2 separate regions of the Homo sapiens genome follow, and region 1 is linked to region 2. A link is a loop called in an ENCODE intact Hi-C map of the cell type or tissue named here. Cell type or tissue: GM12878. All regions are shown on one strand. Each heading gives the region's core, and the rest is flanking DNA. Links, peaks and the distances in the headings are about the cores only.

The links. A loop is a pair of places that touch in the nucleus more often than their neighbours do. Peaks named below come from ENCODE experiments on the same cell type or tissue, not always from the same donor. Only the 100,000 strongest peaks of a DNase experiment are listed, where the experiment ranks them.
Region 1: a loop joins it to region 2, with 2.1 times the contacts of the local background. A loop is called at or near these places in 3 of 110 quality-filtered maps.

The regions. Positions count from the first base shown.
Region 1 is chr3:141,954,429-141,970,746 of GRCh38, forward strand. It overlaps TFDP2 (transcription factor Dp-2), which reads right to left. Exons shown (of 13, transcript NM_001178139.2): 9 at 15,645-15,713; 10 at 9,384-9,535; 11 at 5,246-5,412. Among named protein-coding and RNA genes, the nearest start is that of ATP1B3, 86 kb to the left of the region's middle. In GM12878, for the core only: a CTCF peak has its summit at 8,296 (motif pointing right); a DNase peak (open chromatin) is centred at 8,333.
Region 2 is chr3:142,018,645-142,034,962 of GRCh38, forward strand. All of the region lies in intron 3 of TFDP2 (transcription factor Dp-2), which reads right to left. Among named protein-coding and RNA genes, the nearest start is that of TFDP2, 120 kb to the right of the region's middle. RefSeq lists enhancers at 3,768-3,827, 9,732-10,233, 10,640-10,689 and silencers at 3,783-4,077, 9,296-9,345. In GM12878, for the core only: no CTCF peak of the experiment used is centred there; DNase peaks (open chromatin) are centred at 9,285, 9,987 and 10,567; H3K4me3 peaks cover 2,382 bases; H3K27ac peaks cover 1,991 bases.

The sequences.
Region 1 (16,318 bases), core at 3,824-11,823, 66 kb before region 2:
GAGTTCGAGACCAGCCTGGCAAATATAGCAAAGCCCCATCTCTATTAAAAATACAAAAATTAGCCAGGCATGGTGATACATGCCTGTAATCCCAGCTACTAGAGAGACTGAGGCAGGAGAATCACTTGAACCCAGGAGGCGGAGGTTGCAGTGAGCTGAGATCGTGCCACTGCACTCCAGCCTGAGTGACTGTCTCAAAAAAAACAAAAAAAAACAAAAAAACAAAAAAGTTACTGAATGAATGAGTATAGTCTCTGTCAGCTGCCACTTTACAAAATAAGTGGTAGATACATTAAAAGTAATTCCTAAAAAGAAATTCTATAAGCCCAAACACATACTCAGAAAATGTAATCTGCCAAAATGAGCTATGATTTAATTGAATCAAAATCTTTTTGCAATTACTATACAAAAAAATGAAACTATATGATTTAGATTGGAAACTCTGGTATCCAAACAAGAGGCCATTCCCACGTAGGAAAAAAGTAAACTAAATGACTATGCTAATTTTAGAACCGTCTTATGAACCTTTTTCTTTGAGACAGCTGGGAAAAAAAAGAGACTTCAAGTCTAAGAAGAATAGCAGACTTTAAATACATTAAATAACGACAAGTCTGTACAAGAAAATAAAATTAAAGCCAGAATCTTGTGCTGAATATTAATTAGTATATAGAACTATAGAAACCTTCTGTCAGAACACAGCTATTTACTTGTTTGTGAGCATAACACATTACATTCTCTTTTTACAATGAATTGGAAAAGCCTACATTTCTTTCCTATTATCACAGGATCCACACAATGGTTCTCACACTCCCACCCAGGCCATTCTGCCCCTTTACACACGAGAGGCACATGTTTCTTCCTTTGAACTAACCAGAAAGTCTGTATCCCAGTCTGCAAATGAGGTCACGAAGAGATCAAAACCACAGAGCCTGCCTAATCGCCCTGAGCCTTTTCACTGGGAGTAAGCTAAAATAAAGTTCTGGTGATTTATTGAGTAAGCCCTTTATTCAGATTCTGCTGGCCTTCCAATGACACAGCAGGACCCAGGCTGGAGAGCGTGGAGAGAGGAAAGCTGGGTGGGGAGACGGAACAGGTGGGCTGAGGGGCAAGGAGAGGCGGGGGGCCCTTGCAGGGGATGAATGGTGCCAACCGAAGAACTAAAACAGAAACCAAATCTCAGCCAACAAACTCTTCTGTTGTGAGCAAAGGACCAAATCATAGAATAAAACAAAATTAAAGCTACCTTTTTGCTTACATTGGATTTAATGTATCTTAGACCTAGTATTAAAATGCCTTTAAAAAGCGATGTGAAATTCTAGATGGTTATACTTACAAATAAAATAAACAAAAGAAAGCAAAGGCAAAAACACTGCTTATATATTCATTTCTTTTTTTAAAAGACAGAGTCTCGCTCTGTTGCCCAGGCTGGAGTGCAGTGGTGCAATCTCCGTTCACTGCAACCTCTGCCTCCCAGGTTCAAGTGATTTTCCTGCCCCAGCCTCTCAAATAACTGGAATTACAGGCATGTGTCACCATGCCTGGCTAATTTTTGTATTTTTAGTAGAGATGGGGTTTTGCCATGTTGGTCAGCCTGGTCTTGAACTCCTAACCTCAAGTGATATGCCTGCCTCAGCCTCCCAAAGTGCTGGGATCACAGGCGTAAGCCACCGCACCCAACCTATATAGTCAAATTGTATCTACAAAATATGTAATATTTTCAGGAATTAGGAAAATCAGGAAGATTTCTAAATTAGTGAAAAAAATCTTAATTATAGGACATGTAAAACATAGTGCTTCTGTTTTCAAGTATACTCAGTATAACTTTACAACTCTATAAAAAGACAAGTAACTCTACTTAAAAATGAGCAAAGGATGGACTGTGGGAGGCCGAAGCGGGTGGATCACCTGAGGTCAGGAGTTCGAGACCAGCCTGGCCAACGTGGTGAAACCCTGTCTCTACTAAAAATACAAAAATTAGCTGGGCGTGGTGGTGGGCGCCTGTAATTCCAGCTACTTGGGAGGCTGAGACAGGAGAATCGCCTGAACCCGGGAGGTGGAGCTTGCAGTGAGCTGAGACTGCACCATTGCACTCCAGCCTGGGTAACAGAGAGAGACTCCATCTCAAAAAAAAAGTCAATGTGAATAGACATATTTCTGAGGAAGACATACAAATAGTCAATAAACACATGAAAAGATGCTCAACATCAGAAGTCATTATGGAAATGCAAATCAAAATCACAGTGGGAGCCAAGGCAGGTGGATCGCTTGAGCTCAGAACTTTGAGACTAGCCTGGACAACATGGCAAAACCCCATCTCTACCAAACATATCAAAAAAAAAAAAAAGATTTAACCGGGCATGGTGGCACACATCTGTGGTCCCAGCTACTCAGGAGGCTGAGGTGGGTGGATCGTTTGAGCCCATGAGTTCGAGGCTGCAGTGAGCAGAGATTGCGCCACTGCACTCCAGCCTGGAGAGCAAGACTCTCTCCCCTCCACCACCACCCTGCCCCACCCCCCCCACAAAAATCACAGCGAGATATCACTTCACTTCTGTGAGGATGGCTATAATTCAAAAGATGTATAGTGACAAGTGTAGAAAAGGATATGGAGGGCAGGCACGGTGGCTCACATGTATAATCCCAACACTTTGGGAGGCTGAGGCAGGTGAATTCAGGCCAAGAGTTCCAGATCAGCCTGGCCAACATGGTGAAATCCTGTCTCTACTAAAAATACCAAAACTAACCGGGCATAGCGGCAAGGTGCCTGTAATCCCAGCTACTCAGGAGGCTGAGGCAGGAGAATCACTTGAACCTGGGAGGTGGAGGTTGCAGTGAGCCAAATTACGTCACCGCACTCCAGCTTGGGCGACAGAGTGAGACTCCGTCTCTAAATAAGTAAGTAAGGATGTGGAGAAATTGGAACACTTATCCACTGGTTGGACTGTAAATGGTACAGGAGCTTTGGAAAACAGTTTGGTATTTCCTTAAAATGTTAAACACAGAGTTACCATATGACCCAGCAATTTCACTCGTAGGTATATGTTTTTAGAGATAAAAACATATGTTTACACATAAACTTTTATAAGAATGTTAACAGCAGCATCATTCGAGATAGCCAAAAAGTGGAAACAGTCCAAATATCTACCAACTGATGAATGGATAAACAAAATGTGGTCCATCCATACAATGGAATAGTATTTGGCAATAAAGAGGAATGAAATACTGATGGTGCTACAACATGAACGAACCTTGAAACACTACACTAAGTGAAAGAAGCTATCCACAAAATGCCCCATGCTGTAGGGTTCCATTCACATAAAGCGTCTTTCTAGAATAGGCAAATCCATAGTGACACAAAGTAGATTAGTGGTTGCCAGGGGCTGAGGGAGAATGGGGGAATAGAGACTGTTAATGGGTTTGGGTTTCTTTTTGGGTTTTTAAATTAAAATATTCTGGAATCAGATAGTGGTGATGATTAGCAACCTTGTGAATATACCAAAACATCACTGAACTGACATTTTTAAATGGTGTATTTTATGGCATGTGAATTCAATCTCAATTTAGAAAAGCTACAATGGTATCATTTCAGACCCACCTGATTAGGAAAATAGAACACTTCTACTCTGCTGGGGAACGTGTAATTTGGTAAAATCAAATTGAAAATTTTTGGTATCATCTAGTAAAGCTGAAGATGTACCCAACTCTGACCTAACAAGTTCAATCTGTACGTTTGCATGTGGTCACTGGGATACATGTATAGGAATGTTCAAAGCAGCACTGTATTTTAACATCAAGCAATCGGAAACAAACAGTTTATTTTCAGTAAAATAAACAGATAAGCTGTGATGTATTCATATAATGGAATTTTACACAGGAGTAAGAATGTATGAATTATATCTATATTAAATCACATGGATGACTCTAAAGAACATAATATCGAGTGAAAAAAAATCAAATCACCAAAGAGTATATTACTATGACTTCACTTATATAGAGGCCAGAAGTAGGCAAAACTAAATAATACATTATTTCCAGTTTACCATTTTGGTTTATCTCTAAAGAAATGCAAGTGAATGACAATGAAATGTAAGAGAATGGTTATATTTGAGGGGTGGGAAAGGGCACAGAGCCTGGGGCAGGGGCATGCAGTGGACTGGAACAGTAATGTGCTTTCCTCAGCTGGGTGCTGGATTCATGGGGGTCTACTGTACTGTGACCCTTCAGAGTCTACAGACGTAAACAACCTTTGTATCTACTCAGTATTTAATAAGAACAATTTAAGACTGGGGAAAGAGGAAGAAGGAACAGTAAATATGGTCAACTTGAGAAGTTTTACTGTAAAGAGGAGCAGCGTACACAAATGTGAATCCAGGTTTACCCCGTTCTGCCCTTTTTTCCCCTGACATTTAAACTTTCAGTCCACTCCTCCTCTCTGAATTCAATTAATCAAATGTTTTTATGTATGGGCAGATAATAGATATACTAAATTTTCCATTAGAGGGAAGTAGGATGTACCTACTTTTTTTTTTTTTTTTTTTTTTTTGAGACAGAGTTTCACTCTTCTTGCCCAGGCTAGAGTGCAATGGCGATCTCAGCTCATTGCAACCTCCACCTCCCAGGTTCAAGTGATTCTCCTGCCTCAGCCTCCTGAGTAGCTGGGATTACAGATATGTGCCATCACGCCCGGCTAATTTTTTGTATTTTTTTAGTAGAGACAGGGTTTCACCATGTTGGCCAGGCTGGTCTCGAACTCCCGACCTCAGGTGATCCACCCGTCTTGGCTTCCCAAAGTGCTGGGATTACAGGTGTGAGCTGCAGCGCCCGGCCAGGATGTACCTACTTTCTTTTGTAAATTGCCCAAAGTTTCCCTTGAAGTATCCACAGGGCACTAAGAGAAGATTTTTTAAAACTCCCTCATTGAGCTTTTACTAGCTTACTCTAACTAGGCTCTAAGCTAGGTACTGGGAATTACAAGATCTCTCTGAAGAGCCAAATTCAGTGCTGAGTGAGCCAATTTAGATGTAATAGTATATAATGTGTGGTGTATAGATGTAAGTTCATAATGTTATGAAACAAACTATTTAATCTAATTTTTGAAAAAATGGTCCTAAAGTGTTAAAGGTTTCAGTTTGTCGACACAAGCACAGATGTTCTAAAATTTTGCAATTTTCTATAAGAAAGGTTTTAACAAGTTTGGATTCAACATTTAATCAGGGACAACACATGAAAGCATCAGTTAACATACCTGTGATATAACCTTCTAAAGCCTTTGGCACCAGGGATTTCGCAAGTTTCAGATCCTCCAGAGAGCATTTGCCTGACTCCAGGCCAAACGACATTCCCATCCGCTTTAGTACTTCTATGTCATCATGGATCTCAAAGGTGTTGTCAAAATTGAAAAGATACTCAAACCTGCATCAGGAAACAAAGTAAAGGGTTTTTGGTGGTGCTGGAGAGGTCTGAATAGTTTTGTATTCTATAGTTTAAGTAACAGAATGGGGGCCTAAATCCAGCTATAGTGCTAGAAATTGCTACCATTTAGAGAGCCATGAGTCATTCTGCTCTGTCAGGGGAATGACATCTCAAATAAAACACTTTCCCAATTAAAACAACATTCCTCTGACAGATGATAGAAACCCACAAACTTTAGCCCTAACTCTGTTACAAACAGAGGATAGAAATTTTATTCTAAATCCAGTACTTCTCAAAGTTGCCTACAGCTTTGCCACAAAAGAAAAGCCTTTCTACTTTAATATTACGATATCCCTATTCCGAGTTGGCCTGTTAGCTTTGAGGAAAAAAACATTTTGAATGCTTACTTCATTTTCATGAGTCAAATGTTAGCTACAGCCTACTTCAGATAAGCAATAAATAGAAGACTTTCAACAAGTGAAAACAACCCCAAATCCTGTCCTGAGAGGCTAAGGAGTAAAATGTTTTAAGAAAAAATGTCACATGTAATACAAGCACGTTTCCAAATATGTTTGGAAAGTACCCAAATTGGATTCCCAGCTTCCCAGCAGCCCAACACACGTTAATCAAGAGGCAAAAGAAGGAAGACACAGTCCTTCCGACTCCTAGGCTAGGCCTGGAGCACCTTCATCATGGGCCTCAGCCCTGCAGGGACAGGGTTTGGGGACAATGGTAGGTTTCACCTGGTCATGAAATTCTATTAAAATCATGTGAGGGTAAAACTTTATACCCTATCTAAGATAATTTGAATAACAGATTATCTTAGAAGCAAAAATTATAATTTGAAGCAAAATACCAATTTAAGTAATCTAAAGTATATGAATTTGATTAAAGTACAATAACAACTTAAAAAAAAAAATCTGAAGTGGGTGCCTGCCACAGGGATGATTTCAGGCATCTGTTAAAAGCAGATCGTTTTGTAAATGTAATCCTCATTGTGGAAAGCCTCTTGGCTAATTATGGGGAAAGACTGCATCACCAAAGTAACTGAAAGGGTTTTTGGACCTACGTCGGATAACAAGCTTGTACAAGCTACTCAGAGCCTCCTTCCCTCCACTCAAAGGAAGGCCAAGGAAAGGGCATGAGTCAGGGACCACCCAAGAGATGGAAGCCTCACCAGATTCCAGCCTGGGGGAACAGTGTCCACAATACCCTAGGCCAATGATTCCCAGATTTTCCCATCATTCTTTTTAGACTTAAGAGACTAACCTAAGATAGTTTTATAATTCTCCATACAAAACAAGAGACTAATTTGAGAGAGTAACTAGAATGCTAAGTTTTGTGTTTTTTATCTGAAAAGATGCTAACCATTTTCCAGAATTCTCAGTTTTTTGTTGTTTTTTTTTTTTTTTTTTTTTTTTGAGACAGAGTCTTGCTCTGTCGCCCAGGCTGGAGTGCAGTGGCACGATCTCGGCTCAATGCAAACTTCACCTCCTGGGTTCAAGTGATTCTCCTGCCTCAGCCTCCTGAGTAGCTGGGAGTACAGGCGCGTGCCACCATGCCTGGCTAATTTTTGTATTTTTAGTAGAAATGGGGGTTTTACCATGTTGGTCAGGTTGGTCTCGAACTCCTGACCTTATGATCCACCCACCTTGGCCTCCCAAAGTGCTGGGATTACAGGTGTGAGCCACCGTGCCCGGCCTGAATTCTCAGTTTTCTGAGACTATGTTAATGGTCCTCTTTGACATATATTTATAAAGAATTTGCAAGTGTGTGGAAAATAATTCAGATATCTACCACTTACTGACCACTGGGCTGGGTTGTATATTAATTTACCCATAACTTTTTGAAACTGGCAAGGTAAATACTATAATTCTTATTTTTGTGGAGAAAGGAACATGATCTCAGAGAGGTTAAGAAACTTAGAAGATTAAAAAATGGATCAGCTTTAGTTGGCCAAGGAAGTGTGCACCTGCAGTCCTGGCTACTAGGAAGGCTGAGGCAGGGGGACCGCTTGAGCCCAGGAGTTTGAGGCTGCAGTGAGCTATAATCGTGCCTGTAAATAGCCACTGCACTCCAACCTGGGCAACAGTGAGAACAGTGAGAATCCACTCTTTTTTTGGGGGGGACGGAGTTTTGCTCTTGCTGCCCAGGCTGGAGTGCAATGGTACAATCTTGGGTCACTGCAACCTCTGCCTCCTGGGTTCAAGTGATTCTCCTGCCTCAGCCTCCCGAGTAGCTGGGATTACAGGTGTGCATCATCACGCTAATTTTTGTATTTTTAGTAGCCACAGGGTTTCACCATGTTGGTCAGGCTGGTCTCAAACTCTTGACCACAGGTGATCTGCCTGCCTTGGCCTCCCAAAGTGCTGGGATTACAGGCATGAGCCAACACGCCCGGCCAAGAATCCACTCTTAAAAAAAAATTTATTGGTTCTGGTTTACTTCATAACCTCTACTATTTCTTTTTGTGTCTATAGTCTCAATTATCAAATAGTTTTGAAATTCCTGCTGTTTTTTTCTTTTTTCTTTTTTCGAGACAGAGTCTTGCTCTGTCGTCCAGGCTGGAGTGTAGTGGCACAATCTCGGTTCACTGCAACCCCTGCCTCCCAGGTTCAAGCGTTTCTCCTGCCTTGGCCTCCCTAGTAGCTGGGACTACAGGCGTGCGCCACCAAGCCTGGCTAATTTTTGTATTTTTAGTAGAGACAGGGTTTCACTATGTTGGCCAGGCTGGTCTCGAACTCCTGATCTCAGGTGATCCACTAGCCTCCGGCCTCCCAGAGTGCTGGGATTACAGGTGTGAACCACCACGCCTGGCTAACTCTTCTTTTGTGTGTGTGCCTTCTTAGTGGAGTGGCCCGGAATCTCTGGACACAACAGAGACCGGCAGGGGGCGCAAGAGCGCCAGGAAGAAGAGTGGGAAAACAAGTAGCAGTGAAGCCCAAGGGCAATGTCAGGGCCCTAGGAGACAGGAAGTTCTGGTATCCCTGGGACAGTTCTGGGGTATGCCTGTGGTACTGACGCAATTATTATAGAGTCTTCTTTTGCATTAATAAATCCCTATTTGAACAATAAACTATAGGCTGACCTTTTGTAACAGCAGCTAACATTTAAAAAACACTTACCTCAAGTCATTATAGACATTAACTCATTTAATCCTCACAAGGCTGGGAAGTCATAGGGGACCCAGTATCATTCCTATTTGTTCTTGAGAAAACAGAGCTTTGCAGCAGCGAAGTGGGGGAGCCATAAGCGGTACATGGATCCGTCTCACTCTGCACCCTATATATACTCTTAACTCTTTTATGGTACTGGTCACAGCCTGAAGACCACTGAGAGAAACTTTTTCATGAATGGTAAAATACATCACAAATTAATTCTATATTTTGAAAAGTGCTACTTCTTATTTGCCATAATGAATATTATCATTGATCTTAGTTAAAATGTAAAAACACAATTTAAAGGAAGCAAAGAATGTGCCAGGCATTTTCATGTCTATTCATACATTCATTAATAAACAGAAGCATGCATAACTATGATATAGCAAAACAAAGAAATAATTGGTTTAATGCCACATGTTGACCTAAAATATTTCCGTAATAAACTATGACGGTGAATCACCAATGAATCTACCTTGTCCCAGACCCACAGTGCTGGGCTAACTTATCACAGTTACTTGCTCAGAGTTACCACATACATGCAGCACGTCATAGGTTGGGCCCAGACACTGCCACACACATATAATACAGACAGCACAGTGCCTGGCACAAGACAGGGGACCACAGAGGGTGAGGGTTGGAGCGCACACTAGTGGAAGATTGCACCCATGGTTCAGGAGGTGTTTCATGTGCCCCAAGGAAGCCAGCCTTTGAGGGGTGCAACTAATAAAGTGCATCCTTCTTGAGTTTGCAAATGATATGAAAATGTTAACAGAAGGCCAGCCCTGCACCCATCCCTAGTTCTCCACTCACTTGTCACTGGAGATGCTGCAATCTATGACTGTTTTTCTGCTTGTATTGATGATTATGAATGGCAGCTGAATGGTAGAGTTCAGAGCCGGCGGGCCCTGGTTTTGCTGCTCATTTTGTCGATTTCTCTGTACCAGGTTTTTGAAAGCGATTTGCTGTAATGATCAATAAAAACAATATGGTCAATTGTGCATAAGTGAGTTGGAATTTAAAAGAATTAAGATAATACCTTTAAATATAGTTTAAAATTAGAGTTTAAAGAGACATCCCGCCTGCACTAATGAATTAATTTAAAAAATTAAACATTTAAGAAAGAATGATCCAACTCAATAAATACATTTTTCCATCATCCATAGAAACAGGACCTCACAATCTGGGAAAGAACCAGTAGGCACCTGGAACTCTTCAGCAAATGACACAGCAAGGGTGATACCATTTATCTAACATAGACTCCTGACAGTTTGGGGTCAAATATGCCCCCAAACTTTAGGATGTGTAGCCCAGGGATATGCAAACATTTTAAAGGCACAAAATTGTTTCTTCAAATAAAATCTCGAGGGAGGCTGGGCACAGTGGCTCACGCCTGTAATCCCAACACTTTGGGAGGCCAAAGCAGGTTGATTGCTTGAGTCCAGGAGTTTAAGGCCAACCTGGGCAACATGGCAAAACCCTATCTCTACAAAAAATACAAAAACTAGCTGGGCATGGTGGTATGTGCCTATAGTCCCAGCTACCCAGGAGGCTGAGGTGGGAGGATTGTTTGAATCCAGGAGGCAGAATTTGCTGTGAGCAGAGATCATACCACTCCATTCCAGCCTGGGTGACAGAATGAGACCCTGTCTCAAAACAAAACAAAAAAAAACTCATGTAAAACAGATGGAAGTGGTGCTGTTGAGGCTGGCTGCAGTGAGGCCAGGTCCTAAGCTCTGCCATCTCTGCCCTCAAGCACAGCCACATGGTTTCTAAGGCACCTCCACAGAACTTCTCAGCAGCCTCTGGGCACAGTTTGGAATCCAGCCCCAGCCTTCCCCAACCAGACATTTCCAGATGAGGTAACTGAGGCTCAGCACTAATTATAAGATACATCAAGGCCTAAATTTTTTTACTGGATCTTGCCGCTACTTTTAGTTATAACCATTACTCAAAAGCCAAAGAAAGTGATCTCCCTTTTAGACGGAGGCTGCAGTAAGCCGAGATTGCACCACTGCACTCCAGCCTGGGCAACAAGAGCAAAACTCTGTCTGAGAAAAACCAACCAACAAACAAACAAGTGATCTCCCTTTTTTTAATAAGGTAAATGTACGATAGAATTTCACAGCTAGAAAGACTGTATGCAGTTCAAGTTTTTCATCTGCTCAAGAAACAGATAACGTTTTAAAAGTTCCTCAAGTCAGAGCCATTCATTCCCCTTCATTAGCTTGTTATAATCTTGTCACCCAGTAGTGATAAATTTATTTTTTACATTTTAGCAATCTTATGATCAGTATTGTTTATTTCAGGTTCTGGACCTTAACTAAAGTTTCAGTAAGATTACTATTATTGGCCAGGCATGGTAGCTCACACCTGTAATCTCAGCACTTTGGGAGGCCGAAGTGGGAAGTTCTCTTGAGCCTAGGAGTTGGAGGATGCAGTGAGCTATGACTGTGCCACTACATTCCAACCTGGGCAACAGAGCCCTTTCTCAAGAAGAAAAAGAAAAGAAAAAAAGGAAAGAAAAGAAGGGAAGAGAAGGGAGGGGAAGGGGAAGGGGGAGGGGAAGGGGAAGGGGAAGGGGAAGGAAAGGGGAAGGAAAGGAAAGGAAAGGAAAGGAAAGGAAAAAAGAAAAGAAAAGAAAAGATTACTATTATCTTAAAATGGCTGAGTGCTATCTCCCCAAAAGGGGAAGATTTACTCTTTGAAAAGCACAAAAAATAATGAACACCAATTTATTGTAGACCTAAGTGTGTCCAAAAATCACTATCAATAACTAGCACTATCAATATCATTACCAAACATTATTGAGGTTACATTTCATTATTTTCTGTTGCTAAAAAACGAATTCATTGCTTAATTCCTTTAATAATGAGGAAAAATTATGATTAAACTGTGGAACTGAGAAAAAGAATTACATGCTTAAATACTCCTGCATAGCTTCTCTTCCCTTTTACTAGAATACACATCTCAAGAGCTGTTCCTACACTTTGCCTAACTTGGTGTCTGTCCCTAGTGCCACAAGAGGACCCTGGTATATGGGGGAATATAAGCAGTGATAACTAATGGCCCTTATGTATTTGTGATTCACTATTTAATGCTGTGTACATTTAATAGTATCAATGGTTTTTCAAGTGAAGAGAGCAGTAAAAACATAATGTTTTTATTATTATTATTTATTATTATTTTTTTGAGACGGAGTCTCACTCTGTTGCCCAGGCTGGAGTACAGTGGCACGATCTCAGCTCACTGCAACCTCCGCCTCCCAGGTTCAAATGATTTTCCTGCTTCAGCCTCCCGAGTAGCCGGGACTACAGGCACCCGCCACCATGCCTGGCTAATTTTTGCATTTTTAGTAGAGGCGGGGTTTTACCATATTGGCCAGGCTGGTCTCGAACTCCTGACCTTGTGATCTGCCCACCTCGGCCTCCCAAAGTGCTGGGATTACAGACATGAGCCACTGCACCTGGTCATAATAATGTTTTTTTTAACACTGTCACAAATTTCATATACCATATAATGTTATTTTGGATAGTAAAAGGAAAAATAATTCACTTATTTTGAACTGACTTATTTGTTGCCCTTTGATTGATTTCCTTTGGCCTTTTGTTCTTTTTCAAACTCATTAACATCTATTCCAGAGGCTGAACAGCTTTAAGTGTGTTCATTCATTTTCCTATGCGTTTATTATGGAAAAGGTTTAAGGGCTGGAAAGGGCAATTATAGAGATAAAAGTAGGATATTGGGATTATCTACAGGTTTGCTTTACTCACTCCATTCTTCTACATTACCAAAAATAAAAGAGAGGTGGTAGCAAGGAGGTAATAGTTACCTGTGTCATGTGACATGAGTGAGTTGTGACATGAGCTTATAAAAAAAAATCAAGTGAGCTTAGCCACAGCAAATGGATTACTTATTAAAAAAAAAAAAAAAAAAAAGACAGAGTCTTGCTCTGTTGCCCAGGCTGGAGTGCAGTGGTGCAATCTCGGCTCACTGCAACCTCCGCCTCCCGGGTTCAAGTGAATCTCTTGCCTCAGCCTCCTGAGTACCTGAGATTTCAGGTGTGCACCACCATGCCTGGCTAATTTTTTTATTTTTAGTAGAGACGGGGTTTCACCATGTTTGTCAGGCTGGTCTCAAACTCCTGACCTCGTGATCTGCCCACCTCGGCCTCCCCAAGTGCTGGGATGACAGGAGTAAGCCACTGTGCCTGGCTGCTTAATTTACTTTCTATGACAACTTAATTTATTTGATGAAAGGAAAAAAACTGAAATGCTAGGAGGAAATAAGTTTTTTGTTTTTTTTTTTTTTGAGACAGAGTTTCGCTCTTGTTGCCCAGGCTAGGGTGCAGTGGGGCGATCTCAGCTCACTGCAACCTCTGCCTCCCAGGTTCAAGAGATTATCCTGCCTTAGCCTCCCAAGTAGCTGAGATTACAGGCATGCGCCACCATGCCTGGCTAATTTTTTGTATTTTTAGTAGAGACGGGGTTTCTCCATGTTGGTCAGGCTGGTCTCGAACTCCTGAACTCAGGTGATCTGCCCGTCTCCGCCTCCCAAAGTGCTGGGATTACATGCGTGAGCCACCACATCCGGCCTTTGGAAATAAGTTTTAAGTTTACCAGAAGACCACAAGTTGATTTCAGTTATACTTTGGGTTTCACTTTAATGTTTAGAGAGACCTGTTTCTATGAATGTTGACAGCCATGTTGCCCCTGGGTGGAACTCTTCTACAAATATTTGGTTTGAGAGACAGTAGAGGAAAAGAAGTTCAAGACTTTAAAAAATAAAAAAACAATGTTCATGGTACAGAGGTAAGCAGGGAAAAAATATGGTTTCATTCTTTGCATCAGGCATCTAGAGACAGGAAAGTCCTACACACATGAGGGTGATCTTGCCCAGCACCATTCTTTCTGATAGGCAGATGACTGTTGGCATGCTGATAAACAGGTTTTTAAAAATAACGTGCCAAAAAAATTAAGCTCCAAAATGTTCCATGGTTTTGAAGAAATTCCAGGAGGGCCCCAGCACAGGGTTTGGGGCATGAGCTCTTAGGGGATACTGCAGATAACTGTGCAGGGACAGGGACAACAGAGAGGCTGCCGGGGGGAAGAAGATGGCAGCACAGGAGTTCAAGGAGGAGTGTTTGGTAGAATTCTACAGGCAGGAGCATAGGAATAAACTGTCAGTTTCAGCTTTTTTTTTTTTTAAAGCTGCACAATATTCTCTTCAAACAAAACATTATTATTTATATATTATATATTATATATAATTATATATAATATATAACAATATATATAATATATAATATATATAACTATATATAACATATAATATATATAATATATAACTATATATAACATATATCTCATATATAACATATATCTCATATATATAACATATATATCATATATATAACATATATATCTCATATATAGATATATATAACATATATATCTCATATATAGATATATATATAACATATATATATCTCATATATAGATATATATAACATATATATCTCATATATATAGATATATATAACATATATATATCTCATATATATAGATATATATAACATATATATCTCATATATAGATATATATAACATATATATCTCATATATAGATATATATAACACATATATATCTCATATATAGATATATATAACACATATATATCTCATATATAGATATATATAACACATATATATCTCATATATAGATATATATAACACATATATATCTCATATATAGATATATATAACATATATATCTCATATATAGATATATATAACACATATATATCTCATATATAGATATATATAACACATATATATCTCATATATATAGATATATATAACATATATATCTCATATATATAGATATATATAACACATATATATCTCATATATATAGATATATATAACACATATATATCTCATATATATAGATATATATAACACATATATATCTCATATATATAGATATATATAACATATATCTCATATATATAGATATATATATAACATATATCTCATATATAGATATATATATAACATATATATCTCATATATATGAGATATATATATATAACATATATATATATCTCATATATATGAGATATATATATAACATATATATCCCATATATATGAGATATATATATAACATATATATATATCTCATATATATGAGATATATATATATAACATATATATATATCTCATATATATGAGATATATATATATATAACATATATATATCTCATATATATGAGATATATATATATATAACCGGCCTAAATTTTGGTATTTCTATAAATCTTACTGAAACAGACCCAGTGTGGTGGCTCATGCCTGTAACCCCAGCACTTTGGGAGGCTGAGGCGGGTGGATCACAAAGTCAGGAGTTCAAGACCAGCCTGGCCAAGATGGTGAAACCCCGTCTCTACTAAAAATACGAAAAAACTAGCCAGGCATGGTGGCGGGTACTTGTAATCCCAGCTACTTGGGAGGCTGAGGCAGAGAATGGCTTGAACCCGGGAGGCAGAGGTTACAGTGAGCCAAGATCGCACCACTGCACTCCAGCCTGGCGAAAGAGTGAGACTCAGTCTCAAAAAACAACAACAACAAAAATCTTACTGAACTATTTCATGCCATTCTGTCATTTACTGATAAAATTAAGTATTACAGGCAGATTTGATTACTGTACTTGAAGCACCTAAAATTTAACTAGCTTCACTAGTGGATATTCCAAATTCGGGCTAAAATAAACAAACACAAAAAGACCCCTGACAGTTTATGTTTAGAGAGGCCTGAGTGTCAACAGTGAACTGCTGCCTGGCGTAAGTCACACACAGGGCAGGGAAGCTACTGTGGAGCTGAGATGATGGCAACAGATGGGACCATCTTAAGGCAGAGCACGTGGATGGCAACAAGCTAGGAGGTGAGAGAGGCTGCCCTGGCGTGGGCTCACCACACACCACTCAGAGGCACCACAATTAGAAAACACACTGACTCCAAAAGGCAGCAAGTGGAGAAACAGGGAAGGTAATGAAAACATCTCGGTATCTTTACCTGTAGGAGAAGTTCTTGCAGCTGGGCCCGCTTCTGCTTTATCCGTTCTATCCGCCTCTGCTTCTCTATCTTTAAAACATTGGTTACAAAATAATATGAACATAGGTAGACTATAAAATATCGTTCACTTTCCAGGTCCCTATTCTGAGATAACAATTTTCCCTAGAGAAACTGAACCCATTTTAACAATATGAATAAAGACAAATCATATCTTTGTAGGGGGCAGGGGCTGGAGTGAACAAGTAGACACAACATCAGATCTGTGGCAACTGTCATTAAAAATGAAATCATACACTTAATGAATACTTGTTAGCAGTACTTGTTGCAATTATTATTCAAGTTCTAATCAAAGTAATAGTACCACTTAGTTTATACTCACTCTATCTGCCAACACAAAAGTAAGCATTTTACACACATTATCTTAATTCACCTTCACAAAAACCTTATGAGTTAAGTCCTGTTGTTATCCACTTTGCATCGAAGGGAACGGAGGCATAGAGGGCTTAAGTAACTACCCAAGGTCACGCAGCTAGTGAATGGCAAGAGCCAAGATTTGAACCTAAATCCTCTGGTTACAGGGACTCTATTATTAATTACTTTGTTATATTACTCCTCTAAGAATAAGGCAAGATCTTATTTACAATTCCAGCTTAGCTGACTCTCCAATGAGGACA
Region 2 (16,318 bases), core at 5,288-13,287:
ATGTTGCCCAGGCTATTCTTGAACTCCTGGGCTCAAGCAATCCTCCCACCTCGGCCTCCCAAAGTGGGACTATAGGTGTGAGCCACTGCACCCAGGCAATGTGTTTTTAAATTTTATTTTCTTTGACAACTTTTACATTTAAAATTAAGTATAGTAACTCATTTTGGTCTTATTTTGGTTTTAATATATTGTTATGAGTATGGCTGAACACTGAGCATCTTTTGTTTAAAAGTTATGTAAATGTTCCTTCCTGAAAATTATGTCCACCTATTGGTTTTTGGTGAGTTTTTTTTTTTTTTTTTGGTAGAACGTCTTTAAATATTGAAGAAATACGTTTATTCTATTATACTTGCTGCAAATATTTCCCCCAATTGAACAGTGTTTGCTTTTATATATTATTCTTCGCACATTTTTTTTTTTTTTTTTTTTGTTTTGGTGAGACGGAGATTTACTCTTGTTGCCCAGGCTGGACTGCAATGGCACGATCTCGGCTCACCGCATCCTCCGCCTCCCAGGTTCAATGGATTCTCCTGCCTCAGCCTCCTGAGTAGCTGGGATTACAGGCATGTGTCACCATGCCCAACTAATTTTGTATTTTTAGTAGAGACGGGGTTTCACCGTGTTGCCCAGGCTGATCTTGAACTCCTGACCTCAGGTAACCCGCCCGCCTCAGCCTCCCAAAGTGCTGGGATTACAGGCGTGAGCCACTGCGCCCGGCCTATTTGCACATTTTTAAGAATGTAGTCAATTTTGTAACTTTTTAATGACTTTTGTGTCAAACTTAAAAAGGCCTGTGTGTGTTTAAATATAAAAATGAAGGAAGTGAGACTAATTGCCAGGGTTTTCCTAAATTTACCTTTGCTCCCTGGAAGTGTACTTTATACATGCACTTTAAACATGCTGCATTTTACTTATCGTATAGGTTTTATATTTCCAGTTGGATATGCTGTTCTTATAAATTAATTATCAGCAGTTAGAATGTATACTAAGATTATATTAAACACCCCCCCCAACATCTTCTTATACAATTTTAAAGCCTTCATTTTAAATTATAAATCCTTGACCCACCTGGAAGTTATCTGATATAAGAAGTGACAGATCCAAGGTTTTCCCCCTGAGTTAGCCACTTTTAATGAATAATCCACTCCATGCTGATATGAAATGCAACCTTGAGTTTACTTATTTGGGTCAATTTATTGATTTTCTATTCTGCTCCACTGATCTGCCTCTTCATATGTCAGTTCCCCATGGTTTTGTTTCATTCATGATTAACAGTTCCACAAAAGAATAAGCTGAGTCAGAAAAAGAAAGTAGTGTCAGAGCATTTCCTTCCTTCCTGTACTACCTTTTAACTATCTGTTAATAACTACTGTAAAAGACTATCAATTAGCTTCAAATACAGTACTGAAGAGGTCAAGTCACAGGTCAATTCTAGAAGGGGCAATTTGTTTTGCAAAGAGAAATGATTTCACAACCTTAAGACTGTATTTCTAATTTTAGCCAGCCATCTAGAAAGCAATATATGCCACTGAAAACAAAGTAGACTAGGGAGAAAGGATATGGATGACTCAGGGGATATCTATCACCTGTATTTCAAAAATAACTCTTGGGCCAGGGACGGTGGCTCACGTCTGTAATCCCAGCACTTTGGGAGGCCAAGGTGGGTGGATAAGGAGGTCAGGAGTTCAAGACTAGCCTGACCAACATGGTGAAACCCTGCCTCTACTAAAAATATAAAAAATTAGCCAGGAGTGGTGGTGTGTGCCTATAATCCCAGCTGCTTGGGTGGCTGAGGCAGGAGAATTGCTTGCACTCGGGAAGTGGAGGTTGCGGTGAGCCGAGATGGTGCCATTGCACTCCAGCCTGGGCAACAGAGCAAGACTCCGTCTCGGGGGGGAAAAGAAAGAAAGAAGAAAGTAACTCAGGCTCTGTAGGTCAACAGCATCACCTATGTAAATGAAATAAAAACAAACTTTGCAGTTACTCTGACTTCCTTCATTTTTATGTTTAAATATACTCATATACCTTTTTCTTTAAAAAAAAAAAAAAAGTTTTCAGGCTAGGTGTGATGACTCATGCCTACAGTTCCAGCACTTTGGGAGGCTGAGGCAGGAGGATTGCTTGAGTCCAGGAATTCAAGACCAGCCTGGGCAACATAGTAAGGCCTCATCTCTACAAAAAAATAATAAAATTACCCAGGTGTAGTGACACACACTTATGGTCCCAGCTATATGGGAGGCTGAGGCAAGAGGATCTCCTGAACCCAGGAAGTCGAAGCTGCAGTGAGCTGTGTTCATGCCACTGCACTCCCATCTGGGTGACAAAGCAACACCCTGTCTCAAAAAAAAAAAAATAGTTTTCACTTTATTTACTAACTAGTATTACCTACCTGCACATGCACATTACACCACTGTTATGTTTTATTTTGATGCATTTGTACTGAACCATGTTCGCCAAAAGTCACTAAGATTAAATACAAAGTTAATCACTATTACAAAACTTTTTAACTGAATGACCTCAACATCACTATAATTGGGATGGGTGACAAAGAGAAGATAAAAAAGTTCATAATATCTCCAAAGTATAATGGTTAAAGTGACCTCTGGAACCTTCCTCTTTCTATTTGGTTCTAAATGGAGATCAGGCATCCCATTGTGCAAAGATAAGGACAGAAAATCTGACACGCACATTCCTACATATCACATACACGGAAGGAAAAGCCTGAATGTTTCTGCAGCTGCCAGAACATAGAGAACTTTCAGGATTCACCCAAATGGATCACCTAACCAGAATCTTTCCAAAGGATCCTTGAAATGACCATAATATTAAGTGTATTTATAGCTCTATGGTCATATTTCTAAATGAATAAATCTTATATGTCAGTCTTTCCTACATACTTTCCCTAGAAGATCAAACCTGTTCTCTTGGCTTTGTTGAACATTTTCACTTAGGGGACACTTTCTAAAAACGATTAGCTAGCTCCCTCCTTTTCTTGTATCTAGAACCATGAATGCCCTAAATTCTTAAATTTGAAAGGAGAAAAACATTTTTTCTTCTCCATCTTACCACATTGCAAGATTTAAACAGTATCTCCTCATTGCTTAAGCAAACTCCTCAATTCAAGCTCTGGTATCTGGAATATTATAATTGGTTTCATTTAGTTCATCAAACCTAAAAGATCTTAGAAATCACTAAGGTCACTTGCAGGGCCCTTCTCCTTCAATAATTTTTTAAGTGTTCACCCAAAAACATTTGTCTCATCTGTAGGTTTGATACTGCTGGTTTTTCATTGGCTTCTTTATCTTTAGTTAAAATATGTCCTTTTGAAATCTTTTTTCTGTTAGCATATTCAGTCAAGGAAACTTTTTAATTGTTCAATTTCTCATTTTTCTTCCACCTGCTCAACTAAAATTTCCTAGTTTTGAAATGTATCTTCTGATTAATAATTGAGGAAGTTTACTGTATGTCCTCAAACAACTTGATCCTCCCAATCCTTCCCGGCAGTTCTTCCCAAATATGAGTGATCACAAGATTCACTACAAAGGGAAGAGAGGTGTCTCTTATTCAAAACACACACTCCTGAGCTCCACTGGACACCTAAAGATTCAAAAATTAGGTGGAGAATTTGTATTTTTAAGTGCCTCAGATGATTCTTATGGTCTGGTAAGACTCTTTGTTCAAATTAAGGAAATAACGAAATGCAAGTGGACTCTAGTACACTGAACTTATTTCTATTCTCATTTTAAAAGAGTCTGAGTGACCCTTATTTCTTCTGTTTCTTGTTCTTAAGTGTTATATTTTTTCACTGTTTAGCCCATTTTCAATCACCACTGTTAGCACCATCACAACAGTCAATACACCCACCAGATGGCACACAGACACTGTTTACAGGCCTAGTAAAAGAGAAAGCACAGAAAGCAGCACATTTTATCTCATACCAACAGCCACTGAATGGCTAGAGTTGATCAAGACAGCTGAGTGCAACCACAAGGATCAGAATTTATGAGTACTCAAATACCCAAGAGTACTTCACTGGAAATTACTCTCATGAAGAAGCTCACAGTCCGAGAGGGTAGCCAGACAGGGGTAACAGATAAATCCTTTTAAATTTACAGTTAAGTGAGATATTTTTCTAATATTTATAAGAGGTGACCATGACTGCAGACAGACTTTGAATTAAAAAGCTGGGTTCCTGGGCCGGGCACAGGTGGCTCACGCCTGAATCCCAGCACTTTGGGAGGCCAAGGCGGGTGGATTACGAAGTCAGGAGTTTGAGACTAGCCTGGCCAACGTGGTGAAACCCCATCTCTAGTAAAAATACAAAAATTAGCCGGGCGCAGTGGCATGCGCCCGTAGTCCCAGCTACTCAGGAGGCTGAGGCAGGAGAATTGCTTGAACCCGGGAGGCGGAGGTTGCAGTAAGCCAAGATCGTGTCACTGCACTCCAGCCTGGCAACGCAGTGAGACTCCCTCCGTCTCAAAAAAAAAAAAAAAAAAAAAGAAAAAGAAAAGAAAAAGAAAAAAAGTTGGGTTTTTAAAATAAGTTTTTTTATTTATTTGAGATAGAGTCTTGTTGTGTCACCTAGGCTGGAGTGCAGTGGCGTGATCTCAGCTCACCGTAACCTCCGCCTCCCGCGTTCAAGTGAATCTCCTGTCTCAGCCTCCTGAGTAGCTGGGATTATGGGCGTGTGCCACCACATCTGGCTTTTTTTTTTTCTTGTATTTTTAGTAGAGACAGGGTTTCGCCATGTTGTCCAGGCTGGTCTCGAACTCCTGACCTCAAGTGATCCACCTGCCCCGGCCTCCCAATGTGCTGGGATTACAGGCGTGAACCACCACGCCTGGCTGGGGGGTACTTAAAATAAACGTAAAACTTTAGGATACAAATTCAAAGGGACCAAGGACCACCCATGAATTAAGAGTTCCAAAGCAGTTCTTCTCCTTAGCAAATAAAAGAGGGGATCGTTGTTTTATAATACCATGCACTAAGTAGCTCACTCAAAACTGCAGTAAGTTATTGATATTATAATCTCAACAATATATTCTACTTGAGGGCTATTACTGAAGCTACATTTAAATCACATTGTGAAATGCAAGAAATCTTAAAGTTAGACATCAATGTCAACAAAATCTCTTTGTATTAAAAATTTATCCATTAAAGATTTTTAAATTTTTTTTGAGACAGGGTCTTGCTCTGTTGCCTAGGCCGGAGTGCAGTGGCATGATCTCCACTCACTGCAGCCCTGACCTGGGCTCAAGGGATCCTCCCACCTCATTCTCCCGAGTAGCTGGGACCACAGGTGCGTGCCACCATGCCCAGTTAATTTTTGTATTTTTTGTAGAGACAGGATTTTGCCATGTGCCCAGGCTGGTCTTGAACTCCTGAGTTAAAGTGATCTGCCTACCTCTCCAGGTGCTGGGATTACAGGCATGTGCCACCATGCCCAGCCCATTAAAAGATTTTTGAGAACTTTTATAAATAAGTTCTACTGTGTCTACCTGGCACACAGTAAGTGCTCACTTAGTGGTCTGTTCATTTTTCTGTCAGAGAAATTGCCAAGAGTTGCCAAATTTTCACTACAAGTGAGCAAAGTGCCAAAACCAAAGTCCCCGGTTGATAGTCTCCAGCTTTAGAGTTACCATGTAAAAATTCATTTGAAAATTGGTTTCTTGAAACTTGGTAGAAAGAAACAACATAATTACATGACAGGTTCCTGGATCAGTTCACAAAACATAGTTAATTCATAATATACTCAAAGCACCATACTCATACTGGTCTACCTGCTCCTCAACAATGTAAAAGGTTTTCTCTTCAGAGAAATATAGGCATCAGGCACATCTCCCCTCTTACTCCACTCCAGAGATGAGAAATTTCAAGGTGGCTGTTATTTCTAGTTGCATATGTATATATAAGGCAGAAAAAAAAGGCTAAATCATTGACCTCTCTGGGTATTCTGAATCGGGTTACAATAAATAGGTAAGGCTCAGGTTCCTCTAAGACCTCAGTTTTGTGATAAAGAGTTCATACATAAAGCAAGAACTTCAGGTACTCCTGAAGTCTTCTTTCAGTATACATTTTAAATATTTAATTTAAGACCGGGTGCAATGGCTCATGCCTGTAATCCCAGCACTTTGGGAGGTCGAGGCCAGAGGATCACCTGAGGTCAGGAGTTCGAGACCAGCCTGGCCAACATGGTGAAATCCCGTTTCTACTAAAAATACAAAAATTAGCCGGGTTTGGTGGCGGGCGCCTGTAATCTCAGCTACTCGGGAGGCTGAGGCAGGAGAATTGCTTGAACCCGGGAAGCACAGGTTACAGTGAGCTGAGATTGTGCCACTGCACTCCAGCCCAGGCGACAACAGCGAGACTCTGTCTCAAAGAAAAAAAAAAAAAGATTTAATTTAATATTTAAATTGATTATGACTGGAAGTATTTACTAGAAATTAAAGACAATTAAGGAATTACCTCTAAATGGCAGATGAATTAGGAAAGTTTTTGTTTGTTTTTTCCTTCAGACACTCCCAACCAATTTCCAGGTAACAAACTTGAATGGTTTGGTTTCTCATAGAGTATAAATCAACAATATAATATAGAAAATTATACTCTCTATGTTCTATACTCCATATATGCTAAAACTAATGTGCTCTTCTCAACCATAATTTGACCACACATTCAATAATTCCAAGATAATTTACACATACAGAGGCAGTGGGAATTCATCTTAAAATAATTCAACTGATTTTGGTCTTCATTTCTCAATTTGAAGGGCTAGGAGTCCAAACTATGTCCTTGTTGCTGTTGCTGATACTGTTTTCCTTGTTAAGTAACTTATTGTCATGTCTACATTTATAATTGTAAGTGATACACATTTTTTATAATCACAATCTATGATGCTGTCACAGTTATGTATTACATGTGGAGTGACCAACTTTTTTTTAAGCCTGTCTATTCCATCAAAATTTCTGTTCTTTGATCAGAATTGTAAAAAAAGTTCTTTAGGCAAATCTATAGTTTGTAAATCCATTTTAAAGTCCATGTAAATTGTTTTACTTATTTTAGAGAGAAAAAACCTCAACCATTACATGTTGCTATTCCTTAAGATAAGCAAAATGTACATAGATAAGTTTTAGAATCTGAATCTTAATTGAAATAATGATTCAATAAACTTCAAAGGCCAGGCGTGTGGGCGCATGCCTGTAATCCCAGCTACTTGGGGGGCTGAGGAAGGAGAATCGCTTGAACCCAGGAGGCAGAGGTTGCAGTGAGCCGAGATCACACCATTGCACTCCAGCCTGGGCAACAAGAGCGAAACTCCATCTCAAAAAACAAACAAACTTCAAAATCTCTAAATTTGGTCATCATTATTTGAAGAAAAGAAAATCTTCTGGCCGGCGCAGTGGCTCACGCCCATAATCCCAGCACTCTGGGAGGCCGAGGTAGGCGGATCTCAAGGTCGGGAGATCGAGACCATCAGGCCGAGGTGGGCAGATCACGAGGTCAGGAGATTGAGACCATCCTGGCTAACATGATGAAACCCCATCTCTACTAAAAATACAAAAAATTAGCTGAGCGTGGTGGTGGACGCCTGTAGTCCCAGCTACTGGGGAGGCTGAGGCAGGTGAATGGTGTGAACCTGGGACGCAGAGCTTGCAGCGAGATTCCGTCTCAAAAAAACAAAAAAACAACAAAAAAAAACAACAAAAAAATAACTTCAGGTAAGCCCACAGATCTTAGCTAACAGCAAGAGGAATTTTTAATAATCTGCTTGAATGTTGATATCTTTTCCAGCCTTCTCTCTCCTTAGGCCAATTATTTAGAAAACTGTATAATAATTAATCCATATGCAAATTTTAAACTATAGCTCAAAAACTTTATTGGCTACTGTAAATTACTACGAATTTTCCAGTGTAGGGTATGGCAAATATTGAATAAGTGCCTCATATGTGAAAGAGCTGGTGCTCAGCACTGATTTTTCAAGAGCAAACTTAAGAAATGAATAAAGTTGTAATGTGTATACACGCACATTATACAACAGCATAGGACTTCTTTGTGTTACTTGTAAAAGGAAAGGTTTTCACTTTCCTCATTATGAATTCCAAAAATTCAAAAACTGTTTTTCAAAATTTTGACTGCTTTCATTACACGCATAATGCTTCCACACTCTTCATTCCTACTCTTTTCAGCAGATAAACATTCTCCTCTTTCCATTAGCAACCAATCCAAGCTTATTATCTTTCTTTTTAGAGGCAAACTGCAACATATCATTTCAATTAAACCCAAAATATTACTCCCATATTTCTTATGCAAAGGTCTTAGGAATAAGCCTCAGCTTCTCACAGAAGATGAAATCATCTATCAACATATGTAACTGATGTTTCTCATTTTATTTTCATTTTGAGATTTTGTACCTACTGTCTAGTGATAAACTTTTGCAACTGTTTCCTCTATATTTTAGATGGCTTAGGCTTTAAAAAAATGGTCTATATGATTTAATTATCAATTTTTTCCTTAAGTGAAGTTCAACAGAATTAATTTTCTCACATTTTCATTAATTATACAGGCTACAGGCAATATTTAAAGTTTTTTTTTAAATATTGGGTATGTTACTCATTTTGTTACTCTATGACTTTCAATTCCTGAATATAAAATAATAAATTTTAAATGACTAAATTTTATTTATTCACTGATTAAATCAGATTTATGACCTCCTCTCTCCATTCCAGCTACTCTGAGTTTTGAATGAAACAACCTCAATTGTAACAGAAGAAACATCTGTTGCTTTTTTTCTTCACCAGGGCTTTCCTAACTGAAAGAAGAAAGACTCTCTGCCTGACCTCCTCTCCCTCTCCCTCTCCCTCTCCCACTCCCGCTCCCCACCCACACTAAGTTCCTTAAAACTTTTTTAAGTAAATGTATTATTTAAAATTTCACTGTATCTATTAAAAACATCATAGTTTAGAAACATTCACTTCCTTATTGAACTTCAAAGAATGACTAAATGCTATTATATATCAAAAAATAAGACGTGTCTAATAGAATATACGTTGTAACTAAAATGCAAACTTCAAGGGTATAATTGAAATGATCAATTCAATCAAGTTGTCATATATTCCGGGGTCATTAAGAATTGTTTAGGGGTAAGATTTTCTTCACAGTATCCAGATTCATATAGCATCTTGTATGCTATATTTTCTTTGCCAGTCCAAGGCTAACATAATGGCAGTCACTACCCCAAGAGGCAGACACCAAATGGTGCCACCCACACTCTCACACTGTGCCTCATAATAAACCATAAAGCAGTGGAATGCACCGGCCCCTTTATGAGCAAACAATGCCTAAGCTTCATTAGAATACAGCTGACATTTTCAAAGCACAAATACTTTTAAGAAAAATGTACTAGGGAAAAAAAGGAATGAAACAGCTATAAAAGCTGAAATATTTTTCAAGTGTCAGGTTGATTTCCAAGGATCCTTGGGAAGTATATTTTGCTGTTGGCAATTTAAAAGTTTTCGTAAGTGGAAAAAATGTTTAGTTAAGGGCAAAGCTTATTTTATTAACTACTGGGGAAAAAAATGAAAGTAAAAACTATCCTTTGAATTGCTTTCACAAGTAATAACCATGAAGTACCTTTAAAATTACTGATTTCCTCAACTGCTGCTTTAGTTCCTGAATTAAGAAAACTGAGCTCCAGAATTATTTTCACATTTTAATTAATTTATATAAGTAACTGAGTAATAAACTAATTCTTCCCCTCCCCCCCCACCCCAACCCCCATACATAACCCTGTAGTTTTTCTGTCTGCAACAAGCAAGGACGTCTTGAAATCAGCGTGCTCCTGGCTATTTATCAATTTAATATTGCTGCTGCTTAAAGAATATAAAATAAGAGCTGTAAAAACTCACCCAGCAGTGAGAAACAAACTGATCTCTCTTACCTGGTCTAAGGAAGCATGCCTCTCACTGCAGTACCAACAACATTCTACAGTCTTTGTTACCATTCAGTGGAAACTTGAGACTGTGTCAGACGTAAGCAATCGAGCTCAGAAAAGCTCAATTTAAAATACTTCTCAGTAAAACTAAAAAGATGCTCAAGAAAACTGTTTAGTTAACTGGCTTTCAAAAGACATATGAATACTGTTTACAACAAAGACATCTCAAAAGAAATTGAAAAGTGCAGGTCTTAGATGAAGGGGCTTTTCTATGTAGAACCTTGTTTTCTTATTAAATTAAAAGGATATTTTTATTTTAAAAAATGCTTAAAGTACACACTTGATCTTAGCCAAAAGGCCGAGAAGCAATAAAAATGCTTAAAGTAAAAAGGGTGAAATAACTACAAGTTAACATTTTTCTAAATATCACTTGCCTTTTAACTAACTTAAAAAATAAGATTAAACTTACTCGTGAAACCTGCATAATTTGAATTATACATATCAGAGTATCTGCTGGCTCCAAAGCAGTCACAAAGCAGGAGACTTAATGCATCTTGAAAGCAGAGCAAAAGCACCACGAGTTTCAGGGGGAAAAGAGGAGGAGAAACTCTTGAAAAACTGGTCGGGGCTTTTTGAACCTGTAATAACTGTCCAGCTCTTGTGGGAGGAAAAAAATGTCCCAGTCCTGCCCCGAGATAGGAGGCTATGCTTCAATGCCAAAATGAATGACAGGCCCATTTCTGATATCAACAAAGAGCAGCTTAGTTGTGCTTTTTTTTTTTTTCCACTTTCCCACACAGAAGTTCTAAAATTTCCAGGTTAGTCCCTTTATAGCTAGGGTTAAGTACCTTTCTCCATTTTCTCAAGAGGGAACTCAATTATGTTGTCCTGGTTTTTTTTTAAATGACTAATTAAATATACATACCTAATCATCTTACTTAGTTTTCCTAGGCAGGAAGCTGAACAAAAGATGACCTCTTAGGTTCCTTTCCAAATCTATTCTTTTCAATATCAGATAACCATATGACTGTCAATATTAATAAGCTTTTCCAGCATCCTGATGTATGGCACAAGTAGAAACAAAAAGCAAGGTAACATTAAAAACAAAGCAACTGAGATAAAATTTTCAACTAGCAAGATGTAAAGATAATTTACCAAGGTATGTGTTTGATTACAGAAATTCAAAACAAACACTCCAATCAACAACATATATTTGCTGAATACTTATTATGAGCCGAGCACTATTTTGGGCCCTGGAGATACAGTAGTGAATGCAACAGACAAAAGCCAAACAAAAAATCTCTGTCTTTCGTGAGCTTAGTTTATTTCAGTTCACTCTAAGTACAACTCTCCTAGATGACTAAGGTACTTTTCCTTCGTTGACTAGTTATCACCTATTCTGAAATATTCCCCTTGGAAAGTATGTCTTGACAACAGCTCCAGGAGACGCTGTAAAGTATTTGGTGCTCCGTTCAGTGTTGTATCACCAGTGTCTAAAACAGTGTCTGTTAGACACTCAAATACATATTGAATCAAATAGATCAGAGAGCTTCTTCTTACTCAAAATTTTCCTTTGCCAACACATATTATACTTACATGCATACAGAGATATGACAACAATAATACAATACAGGGTGTAAATTAAACTGGGTTGTAAACACGTGTTAGTATAAACAAAACTGAAAATACAACCTATATGGCCCTCTATCTTTCCAGATTCTACAATAAAATCTGTTTTCACTACTGGATGTGAGGTCAGTATAATATCTGAGTAAATAAATCACATAAAATTCTATAAAGTAAGTTTTTGTGGACAGTCAGATTTCAGAGGAGTTTTGAAAGAAAAAAGAAACTTGGAAATTACACAGAATCTGATCAGTTTGGTATATTAAAATCTTACATGTTTATATTCATTTACATTCCCACATTTGGAAACAATTTTAAACTCCCCATCCTGCTTTGCACCATTCTTGATCATCTTACCAGATGACGCTTCTTACAGAGAAAATAAGTGTACACCTTTAACCTGTCAGATCAGCTAGAAGTGCTCACCTGTGTCACCCAAGGCCAGAATATTCAGGGGCTAGATATGGTCACACCTACTCTGTTATAGTCTTAAAACAAAAGGAAATTAAACATCCAAGTACTCAAGTATATTCCCGTGTTCTCTTTTTTTTTTTTTTTTTTTGAGACGGAGTCTCGCTCTGTCGCCCAGGCTGGAGTGCAGTGGCGCGATCTCGGCTCACTGCAAGCTCCGCCTCCCGGGTTCACGCCATTCTCCTGCCTCAGCCTCCCAAGTAGCTGGGACTACAGGCGCCCGCCACTACGCCCGGCTAATTTTTTGTATTTTTAGTAGAGACAGGGTTTCACCGTTTTAGCCGGGATGGTCTCGATCTCCTGACCTCGTGATCCGCCCGCCTCGGCCTCCCAAAGTGCTGGGATTACAGGCGTGAGCCACCGCGCCCGGCGTATTCCCGTGTTCTCTAAATAGGAGAGCACCCCCCCGGCCCTCCAATTGTCCAGAGCTAGACAACAATTACAAGTTAAAATATAAACTATTTAGTGTATGTTTTAACAATAAACCTAACAGCAACCCAAGGTCAGAAAGATGTGATAACTGAGGTCAAGTGACAAATAAAATAAGGTGGGGCCAAAGTAGGATTCTACTGTTCTTGCAGAATGAATTTTCCTTTTCCCATTCCTTCCTTCAATAAATACTGAGCACCTATTATGTATCAGGCACTGAGCTGGGCAACAAATTGACCTGTTACCTACTGTCTACTCCACAGATCTGACCTTCAGCCAATCTATTCCTTCAAGTTTCCTTCTCCATGCTTGCCTTCCTTTCCAGAGCCTTTTCTCTGGTCTCAAATTCTTTACTCATACTACACCCCTTCAATCTGCTCTGATGTCTTTCTTGGCACGTAGCATAATCACTACCTTTTATGTTCTTCTGCAAGTGTATGACACAGTGTGGGGAAAGTAATAAGACTTCCCACTCAGATGATAAAAATGCAGATTATATAGGTTGTGTCAAACAATTTCTCCTTAATCTTATGTAGAAAATCCATTTAAACATCATTAATTACAACTACTGATTATCTGGAAAACACCAAAGGTAGCTGGACATTCTCCTAGGTTTATAAACTGATTTATTTGGACTGGAGTTTGTGACATTTATTGGCAATCTGCCCAAATATTAAGCCCATTTAACAGACACATTTATGATTCTATAGGCAGAAATAACACTATAATAGTGTAATGATGGCAGGCATTGGCCAAATAAAAACTATCTATCAGATCTATATAATGAAGCAGTAGAAATTAGTTACATTGTACCTGTACTTACATTTTCAAGTAAAATATTGAATCTTCCTGACAAGCACTACACCTAAAGCAAAAACTTTCTGCTATCACTTGCATGGTTAGGTGCCAATTTCTTAAAAACATTGCATAGTAAATATTTCATATTTCCTGTTTGCCTGCTGCTCTTCCTCTTTCCACTTTTTTTCTTTCTCTCTCTCTCTCTTTTTTTTTTAAGAGAGAGAGGGTTTTGTTCTTTCATGCAGGCTGGAGTTGATGTGCAGTGGTGTGATCACAGCTCACTGTAGCCTCAATCTCCTGGGCTCAGGTGATCCCTCCCACTTCAGCCTCCCAAGCAGCCAGGACCACAGGTGTGCACCACCATGCCTGGCTAATTTTTGTATTTTTTATAGAGACAGGGTTTTGCTATGTTGCCCAGGCTGAACTCCTAGGCTCAAGTGATCCTCCTGCCTCCCTCCAAAGTGCTGGGATTACGAGTGTGAGCTACTACGCTTAGCTCGACTCTTTCAATATGCACATTTTTCTGAGTTCTGTGCTCAATGCTCTTTTCTTCAAGATCTACACTCCCACTCTAGAGGATGTGACCTATATTCTATAGCTTTATCACCTCTACAAAGATGACTACAGAAATTTATACTTCTAGCCCTGGCTTTTTCTGTTCTGCTGTAAACTCTTCTTTAGATGCCTATTGGACATCTCTGTTTATATATCCCATAATCTCAACTCAGTATTGAACTTCCTGTCTACCTTCCCAAACCCACTCATCCTCCTAGGTTCCTCATCCTTGTTAAAGGCATTAATATCAAGAACAGAAAGTGATTTTCTTCTTGCCTCATCCTCACCACCCAAATGCCCACATTGTTTCCATTTTTTTTCTAACATATATCATTCTCCCAGTTTAAAAACAAAACAAAATGAGAAATATAACTTCTGATGTCTAGAGCTATACCATCCAAAATGGTAGCCTTAGCCATATGTGGCCATTTAAATTTAAGGTGATTAAAATTAAATAAAATCAGCCAGGCGCAGTGGCTTATGCTTGTAATTCCAGCACTTTGAGAGGCTGTGGCGGGTGGATCACCTGAGGTCAGGAGTTCAAGACTGGCCTGGCCAACATGGTGAAACCCCTCTCTACTAAAAACACAAAAATTAGCTGGGCATGGTGGCAGGCCCCTGTAATCCCAGCTACTTGGGAGCCTGAGGCAGGAGAATCACTTGAACCCAGGAGGCAGAGGTTGCAGTGAGCCGAGATTACACCACTGCACTCCAGCCTGGGCGACTGAGTGAGACTCTGTCTTATAAAAATAGATAAATACATAAAATTAAATTTAAAATTTGATTTCTCAGTCATGCTAGCCACATGTCAAGTGCTCTATGGAGCTGCATGTGGCTAACAGCTACTGTATTGAACACTGTAGATATAGAACATTTCCATCACTGAAGAAAGTTCTATTAAACATCTCTGATCTAGAAATCAATGGCAAACCACTTAAATTAGTAATCCAAATTTTTTTCAACATAGACCCAGCTCCAATCTACCTGTGTTAACGTTATCTTCTACCAAAACCCCTATGCATGCTTTATCACAACTTAGTGGGGCCCACAGAATTAAGTTTAAGGCTTCACAAAGATAAGGGAGGCCTACACGAGCTACGTGGCGAGGGATCTATAGGAGGGAAAGAAAGCAAAGATTCTAGAGAGGACAGAAATAGTTCACTAAAGCCCCCACAAGTTAGGGAGGGACAAAATTTTGGAGATAATACCTTTAGCCTTAGAGAAGAAATATGGTACAGTGGAGACAGCATGAGCATTAGAGTCAGAATACTTCATCCAAATTCAAGTATTTGTTTAGTTATAAGGGACAGAAATCGAACTCAAACTAGTTTAACATGAAAGGAATTAGTTGGCTCAGCTGGCACACAGAATCCCAAAGGGTGAGATAACTGAACCAGGAGGGTCCACTTTGCAAAAGGGTCTTTTGTAGGCAACAAGGGCTTTAGCTTTCAAACTTACTTCCCTCTTCAGAAACTTTAATATTTCTCTTCCCACTGAGTTCATCTTAACATTTCAAATGCAGAGATTGTTCCCTTCTAACTGCTAACCAAACTAAAAACATCATACTTCCCATCTCTCTTTAATCACTAAAATTTTTTAGTGTGGTATCTATAGCCACTATCTCAGCTTTTGCACCAACTTTTTTTTTTTTTTTTTTTTTTGAGACGGAGTTTTGCTCCTGTTGCCCAGGCTGGAGTGCAATGGCGTGATCTCGGCTCACCTCAACCTCCGCCTCCCAGGTTCAAGCAATTCTCCCGCCTCAGCCTCCAGAGTAGCTGGGATTACAGGCATGCGCCACCACGCCTGGCTAATTTTTTTTGTATTTTTAGTAGAGACAGCGTTTCTCCATGTTGGTCAGGCTGGTCTAAAACTCCTGGCCTCAGGTGATCCGCCCACCTCGGCCTCCCAAAGTGCTGGGATTACAGGTGTTAGCCACCATGCCTGGCCTGCACCAACTATTAATTAATTATTAAATCTTCAAAAATGCACCAAGTACCTCTGACACAACCACAGTTAGGCACTAGAGAGAGAAAAATAAACAAGACATTGTCCTTATCCTCAAAAAATAAAACAAAACAAAAAAACAAAAACCCAATTTGGCTTCTATCCAACTGCTCAAATGAACTGCATTGTCTAAAGCAGACAATGAGCTCTGCCTTGATAAATCTAATAATGTGTGCTTATGCTCCATAGCCTTGCTGTATCTGGCCTTGCTGATCTTACAAATCCCATCTTCTTAATACTATTACAACAATCTTCTCTTGGCTTTTTTTTTTTTTTTTGAGACGGAGTCTTGCTCTGTCACCCAGGCTGGAGTGCAGTGGCGCAATCTCGGCTCACTGAAAGCTCTGCCTCCCAGGTTCTCACGGCCTCAGCCTCCCAAGTAGCTGGGACTACAGGCACCCGCCACCACACCCAGCTAATTTTTGTATATTTAGTAGTGACAGGGTTTCACCGTGTTAACCAAGATGGTCCCGATCTCCTGACCTCGTGATCCGCCTGCCTTGGCCT